Regions from separate parts of the Mus musculus genome. Here region 1 is linked to region 2. Evidence: chromatin loops called from intact Hi-C (ENCODE). Cell type or tissue: left cerebral cortex. All regions are shown on one strand.

The links. A loop is a pair of places that touch in the nucleus more often than their neighbours do. Peaks named below come from ENCODE experiments on the same cell type or tissue, not always from the same donor. Only the 100,000 strongest peaks of a DNase experiment are listed, where the experiment ranks them.
Region 1: it touches region 2 in a loop (2.1-fold over the local background); 19 of 42 quality-filtered maps call a loop at or near these places.

What each region holds. Positions count from the first base shown.
Region 1 is chr10:45,810,541-45,814,540 of GRCm38, reverse strand. All of the region lies in intron 1 of D030045P18Rik (RIKEN cDNA D030045P18 gene), which reads right to left. Among named protein-coding and RNA genes, the nearest start is that of D030045P18Rik, 4.8 kb to the right of the region's middle. In left cerebral cortex, a CTCF peak has its summit at 2,455 (motif pointing right); a DNase peak (open chromatin) is centred at 2,457.
Region 2 is chr10:45,683,031-45,687,030 of GRCm38, reverse strand. Hace1 (HECT domain and ankyrin repeat containing, E3 ubiquitin protein ligase 1) reads right to left here. Exons shown (of 24, transcript NM_172473.3): 20 at 298-429. Among named protein-coding and RNA genes, the nearest start is that of Hace1, 110 kb to the right of the region's middle. In left cerebral cortex, no CTCF peak of the experiment used is centred here; a DNase peak (open chromatin) is centred at 1,977.

The DNA.
Region 1 (4,000 bases), 130 kb before region 2:
TTAATGGTAACGCAACCCACCAATACTGCCTAATTACAATGAAGATTCCTCAGTAATCCAAGACACTCTTAAGGCAGGGGAAGGGGTCGGGGTCAGGGGGAGAAGAACAGACAGTCTACTGTCTGCTTTACCTACCGGAAACCTAAACCTTCCCCACAAAACACGGCATGAAGCTTTTAAATAAGAAGTTATTTTGTAACTATTATTCATTTTCTCCAAGTTCCAACAAAAGAGATTCTATTGCAATAAACATCTACTACTCACAGTTAAATCTTTATTGGCACTAAACTGAGATTTTATGAATTGCCAGTCACTTTTAAATACCCTATGATAATGAGCATGTAAATTATAGGTAGGACCTGAACAGGGTTTTAAAAAGTGTGGTCTTCCACCCACCTGCACCAAAATTATTGGGATGCTTGTTAAAAATCAACCCCCCTGGCTAAATCAGAGCCTCCAGGGTGCACAATCTGCCTGTGTAACAGGTTCCCAGGGCTGCGATGCACAGCAGTGTGTGGAAACAGTGCATACGTGTACTTAAGGCTGCTCTTACATTACTGCTTATAAATGCAGACAATTAAAAACATACCAGCTGCCCAGTAATTTAGAACAGGTTTTGCTTCTTCTCCTTCTCAGAAAATGACAGGCAGTGACTTATTTGCCAATTTGAGAATTTTAGCCAGAAGGACTATACTCTCCAGAAGCATTTTGTTACCTAACATTCTACAAAAAAAAAAAAAAAAAAAAATGCTGGCATCTCAGGACAGGAATAACTGTGGTGAGTGACACTTGGGGTCCTTTTGTGTCTTTCGTCCTAATTGAAAGTTATTCTGTCTTAGCTCCATAAGAGCTTAGAAAAAGAAAGACTCCCAATGGTTTGTGATTTATCATTGTCCCAAACTGAATAACATTTTTCAACAAAATTTTCAGATGGCATTGTCAATTCCTATTTCCCCTGCCCAAGAAAATTATTTCTATGAAATAATTTTGGTTTTGACCTTTTCCAGAAAATAAAATTTTTTTCTGCTTCTATGTCAAAGAAGGTCACTGTGTCAGAATTCAGGGCAGCCTCACGACAATGCCCTAGAACGATCATTGAGTGGCCTGATCAATCCTACTGTCATTATCCGTCAGACTCTTCGCCTTGCCCTTTGATGATCCTGGTGATTCATCTTTGAGCTGTGTGGTGTTATTATTACCTCAATGTATCTAGCGGTCAAACCTCAAGCACTGCTAACCATTTGGGACAAAGTACAGACATGTGGGATTCCAGGCTGGCTTTATCGTTAGTTATACCTGCTACTTACCTCTATTCTGCCACCCCCATCAGCGCTTCGAAGAAACGACCTGGCATTAGCCATCGCCACTCTAAGTCACCGATACTTGGATCGGCATGTGTGTCACAATTATCTGTGAAGCGGTCGTTAGAATGAACAGTGCTGAGCCAGCCACCAGAGTGTCCGACGTGGTGGGCAGGAGTGGGGTTGAGACTTGGGATTTCTAGTAAGTCCTGAGGTGTACGTTACACTCAGAACTACTGATTGAATGAAGGTCATTTGCCACTTTCTGGATTAGCTACAGATAATGTTGTAAGTGGCAGTGTAATTTATATAGCTTCTCCTATAATTTACCGGAGTGAAAACTATAATTAACAGTCCCTAGTTGATGTATTAAGATGATACAAATTGACAGCCTCTTTTGACAGTGCCATGGCAACCATATAATTACTTTTTTATTTCTTTCTAGAGAATATCAAGTTAACAAAAATCTCAAGTTACCATGAGAGCAGCCTGGGTTTTCTTGCTAACCAAGTTTGAGCTAGTCAAGTCACTTGCCTGTCTCTGGCTCAAACATTCCTCTTTAACTCTACCTGCTACCTTTGCAATCTCAACAGATCTGAACTCAGATGAATCTGTGAAGACATGTCTCCTCCCACCAAGAGTTTACAGTCCACTCACCACTGAAACTGCTTTTTTTGCTCAGAGGTCCTCCATGTTTTGGCTCCAGAGTGGTGTTCTGAGCTACTCCTTCCAGGGCCCAAGCATCTTCGTGTATACCAATCTCGTCCTATGGCTGCCTCCCTCACCGTTATGTTTTGGACATGGATGCTTACTTACTTACCCTTTTTAAGTATACTTAACAGAATAGCTGAGCAACTGTAAGGCAAGGGCCAGGCAGGAAGTAGGTAAATGATAGTCCCCAAGAGAATGGGGCTCTTTCACAGAGATCTATCAATCTTTGCTACATAGACAAGCTGTACCGTTTTGTTTTGTTTTGTTTTGTTTTGCTTTGTTTTATTTTGTTTTGTTTTGTTTTGTTTTGTTTTGTTTTTATTCTCACATTTTCCTTAGTAAAGCACCACCCAGAACAATTTCATAAAAGAGCATCTCACTGTGTTTGGAACCGTGGGGGTTGGGGTGCAGAAACAACAGTTGAGAACTGCAGGAGGCTTCACCGGCAGAGGGCGGTAAAGCACACAAGTAGCTTTGTAGTAAACCTTAATCTGTGCTCGGAACTGTGGAAGGGGTTACACCCCAATTACTATTACTGTTTCCATGTTACTAAACCATAAAACTAGCATACTAGCAAGCACCACATAAGACAGTAACATAGAACTTGTGTCTAAAGGAAAGATTCCAGTATTTTTCTACCGTGTGAACTGACCAGCCACATAGAGCTTCCATTTACCCGTTAGCAAGATAGAAGAATAAAAAAGAGTCAACTTGTATATAGCTATTCAACTCCTCTAGTTTTCACTGAGGGTCAACAAGAAACAGGAAAAATTTGTATAATATACTAAATAATTACTAACTTATTACCTATAAGTAATTCTGTATGTGTATAGACCTTCATCATTCCCGGGTTGTGAACAAGAGAAATGTGTCCATTTGAAAGGCCACCTCAGCAGTTCACACTGTGTGATCCAATGCTCATGAATTCTCTTCCCTTAGCACAACTGTGGAAAGGGAGAGACTCTGGACCTGCACAGAGAAGGGTCCATTCATAGCAGCACCAGCTCCCAATGGGTAGGTGGTACTGGCCACTCCAACCCGACCCAGTTTCCTTAGAGAGACCCTGCAAAAAGGAGTCTGGAGCCACAGGCAGGGAAAGGTTTAAGAGAAAACCCGAATCCAGGGCTGACTTTCTAAAACAATTATTGGAAAATTGCAGAACTGCTCGCCCCAGGAAACCTGAAGGAAAATATTTTGATTGTGAGAGTGCATTTTTCACAGGGCACGCAGGTGCACTGCCAGGCAGTGTAAGACAGGGGCACACCTTGTGAGATCCCTGTGCTGTGTTGAAAGAAGCACAAAATTTAAAGCCAACGTTTAAAAAAAAATCACCAGTTCTGGTAAAACTTCAGAATAGAGGTCCAGATGGTTTTGTTCCATTTTTATCTGATGGATTATTAATTGTAATCACTGCACACAATTTGCATTTTAGGACAGCTAATGTTTCTCTTGTCTTCAAACTCCAGCTAACACTTCCTTCTCTGCCTAAGAATTTTTTTTCTAACCAATCTTCTTCCCTTTCGCCTCTCAGACTTGTTCAAACTGATACCTGAGAGCTAATTTACACCTCACTGTTTTCAAAAACAATCTCATATAACAGTACCAAGAGACCTACCCCTTTTGAATTAAAAGTCTAAGTTCTAATTTTCAGTTTTTTTTATGGATTATATAAGTGGGCACAATTTAGAGGACATACAAAATGCACCATCAGGATAATTTTTCCATCCTTTATTTTCTCAACATACTTGTGCTGGTAACATTTAAATCTACCTTATCTCCTTCTTCAAACAGTGGTTACCAAATAATAATTAAAGTAGGTAAGCTTCCATGTTCAAGGTACATTAGAGGAGGAGACCACAAAGGGCTTTGCAATATAAGCAAGTGCCTGGGTTCTGAAAGGAGTTGAGGGACACCTCAAAGCCATTGGAGCCTAAGTCTGTAAGACCCCTGAGTAAAGGGACCTTCTGAAAGAAAACAAAGATATTACA
Region 2 (4,000 bases):
CTCTTAATAAGGCTACTCAGTTTAAGACAAGTAAAACCATATATCTGCTTACAAATTTCTATGCATAGCTCTAAACAATAATGTCTTATTAAAAATATCCCATTCAGTACTCAAGAATTTAGTAATTCTGCTTTTATTTTTTACGGTACTAGGGATGAAACCCAGGGCCTTCTGTGTGCTAATGTGAGGCAAGCAAGCGTTCCACGACTAAGCAGCATCCTAGCACTCAAAGCACTTCTGAATGACCTCAGATGGAGTTGCGCTCTGGCGTACGAGAAAGAACATGCTCTTCCTTACCAATTCATACTCGTCAAACAGTTGTATGAGGGAAGGCGGGATGAACATATGAAAACCCTGTAAAAACGCATTGATCTGCGGCTGAATGGCTCTTGTCATACGCAGTTCAGTAACGAGCTGGACATACTCCGCCTATAAAAAAGAATGTTTTCTGATGATTACATTTTAAATCTCATACAGTTAAGCCAGAATGGATGCATTTGTTTCTTAAGAGACAAAATTAGAAGTAACCTAACACCAACACTCACTCCTCAGCAAACCAGTAAACACATTGACATCCAGCCCGTATCTTAGCAACTATCCCCATGACTTCCTGAGTGCCCTGTATGGGGGCATGATGCACACTCTCTGTCTGGCCCTGCTACAGCCTCTCCTCTCTCACACACCACCAGGATTATGGCACATGTTGTCCCTATTCCCATCTGTAGCTCTGAACTGCTGTCTCCACAGCACAGCCACAGGGGACTTGAGGTTTTACACCACAGACCTTAAGGTCATTCCACCCTTGTTCCTGACTTCCTAATATATCTACCTCTAGTTCTAAAGTCCTAAATAATCCCTCGACCTTTGCTGCTAGCAAAGCAACATTTAATTTCCTTGGCCTTATGGCTAATCTCTAAATGCAAGCCTGCTTAGGCCTCAATGTCTTTAAACTTCCAGTTCTTTTTGACCAAAATACTTCATTAGAGTGTAACATCTCTGAAGGCAAAGGTTTTATCAGCATATAGTCCCACGTGCAAAAAAAAAAAAAAAAAAAAAAAGAGCTGCTACCTTATGTTCAATAAATGTTATAAAACAAACGCATACATCCACCAAAATACTCTGGGTGTAGTTAATTTTAATTACAGCCAACTCGATTCTGAGTTAAAACAGCTTAAACTGGCACATTCCTTTAATCCTAGCACCTGGAGGCAGAGGCAGGGAGGCAGGGAGGCAGGGAGGCAGGGAGGCAGGGAGGCAGGGAGGCAGAGGGAAGTAGAAATCTGAGTTCGAGGCCAGTCTGATCTACAGAGCAGTTTCCCAGGACTACACAGTGAAGCCCTGTCCTAAAAGCCAAAATTAAAACAAACAAAACAAAAAAGCTTATTTTATCTACTTTTTAAATTGTTTCTTAATTTTCTTTTTTTTTTCTGAAATAGATCTCACTAAGTAGCCTAGGATTTTCTTAAATCTACAATCTTTCTGCCTTAGTTTTCTAAACATTAGAATTATAATGCATTTTATTTTAAACCACATTTTCCTCACAGGAAGCAGACTCACTTAAAATTCAGCAAGTACTAAAAAATGTGTTTGGTACAAAATTATCATATGTGCACACAAAGTATCAGATGTTTGGTCATTTATGTGTTCTTTAAATAAATGCTTCTAAGTCAATTTTTTTGTTTAAAATTATGATGCAAATACTACATATACTTCTCAACAACCAGAAATGATTTCTCTACACACAAAATAAAGAAAGCCTGCTCTAATAGTGGTTAGGTTTCTGTCAGCCTGACACAAGCAAGTCACCTGGGAAGAGGGAAGCTGACTGAGAAAACACTGCCCTCAGACTGGCCAATAGGATGTCTGTGAGGCTTGAGGGGTACCAGCTCTGGGAACACTGACTTAGGGTTTATAAGAAGCAGACTGAGCAAGCCAGGAGGCAGTATTCCTCTGTGGTCTGCATCAGCTTCTGCCTCAAGCTCCTGCCTGATTTCCCTCAGTGATGGCCTGTGAGGAAAATAAACCTTTCATCTCCCAAGTTTCTTTGAGTTTTTACCTCAGTAAGAGGAAGCAAACATGTTTGCTTTAGTTTCCTTCTGTTTTTCTGGCACTAATCTGATACTTTCAAAGGCACTGAGCCAGTATGTTAATACAAGACTGAATACTCTGAATTTTCCATAACTCTGAGGCTACAGAAATGTCAAGAGTAGATTGGTTCTTCATGATCCTCCTAGAGCACATTTGGCAACTTCTATAACCTGGCACAAGGAAAACAGCCACTTCTGTTTCCAATCCACCAATATCCCTGACTCCTACTTGCCCGCTACTCAAAGTATTACACAGGAATACTCAAAGGTATTATTCAGGAACTAATCAGGCCATTATTTAACATTTAACAATCAAACAGTAATAAATTCTAAATCTCCAGGATTTGACCTAGGAAAGCATGCACACACACATACCTACCTAACACCTGCCAGTGACAACAGCACAAGTGTCAATTCCTTACTAGCATCCAATCATCGTTTAGTTCATGTCTACTCTCACCCAAACTGTTCACTGAATGCATTACCATGCTCCAGACTCATTTACTATTTATACCACTAATATGCTTAAGGTACAGGGAACCCTGAGAAAGAGGAAGCTGAAAGAGTGTGAGAGCCAGAGTTGAGAAGCCAAGAGAAAAAGGTCCTCTAAATGAACTGGACAAAGCTCATGTGAGCTCAGAGACTGAAGCAGCAAGAACTAGGCCTGCATGGGTCTGCCCCAGGTCCTCTGCACTTATACTATAGCTTTCAGTTTAGATTTTTACAGGCCACCTGGGAGTGTGAATGAGTGGGTCTCTGATTCTTGTGCCTGCCTTGGGGCTCTTTTCCTTTTGTTGGTTTGCCTTGTCTAAATTTGATGTGATGGCATTTGTTTTATTTTATTGTATTTTATTTGGTATGTTTTGTCGCTACCTCTGAGAATCCTGTTCTTTTCTAATGTGAGACAGAAAGGGAGTGGGTCAGCAAGGGAGGGGACGTGGGAAGGAAACGGGAGGAGCAGAGGGAGGGAAAGCTGTAATCATAATATAATGTATAAAAAAGAATCTTTATTAATAAAAGAGGAAAACATGCTTAAGATGCTATATAACATCCTATCGCTCCTAAGCAAGAATTACTTTCTTGTTAAGGTTTTGATTTTGTTATCTTAAAAGTGTTATTTGATAACTACTGTTTGAAACCATATCAAATTAGAAAGCATTCACGCTATGGAAGTAGTAGCTCAGTGGGTAACAGGGTTTGCTGTGCAAATATGAGGACCTGATCCCAGCACACTAATGAAAAGCTGGCCCTGTAACCAAAAAGGATCACTAGGGCCAGCTCCTGTTCAGTAAGAGATGCTGTCTCCAGGGACTAAGGCTCCCATGCACACATACCCTACACTATGCATGTACATAGACAATATCCATACATACATACACATGTACACAAGAAAAATCTTAATGGGAGACATGAAACTATTCTGCACTGCTCAATTGGACTCTGCCTACTTAGCTGGATTCCAGATATATCAGGAGAGCACTATCCCCACACATTCAGTGTTTAACTTGGTTCTCGTAGTTATACCATTCTTTCCTCACAGTTTCTTCTTTTCCTTCTACTATGATTTTCCACATTAATTTCAGTATCCAGACCATAATTACCAGATGCTAATTTGTAAATATCAGCTCCTTCATATGCCAATTTTCACACTAATGTCAAAAGTATTTGAGTATCAATTATTTTTCAGTAGAATAATAAAATTCTAGCATTACAAACTTTGAATTGCTTTGACAGAAACTGCATTAATAGAAAAACTCCAAACTGTTTTGAAATGTTTCCTTATCTCTTTATAAGAAGTAAAACTTCAAACAGAATAAATAGTAAAAATCAACATTTCTTGACAACTATTACTTCAAACACCCACTACTGCTGCACACTAACACTCCAGTTGGAGGTCATGAGCCTCCAATCTT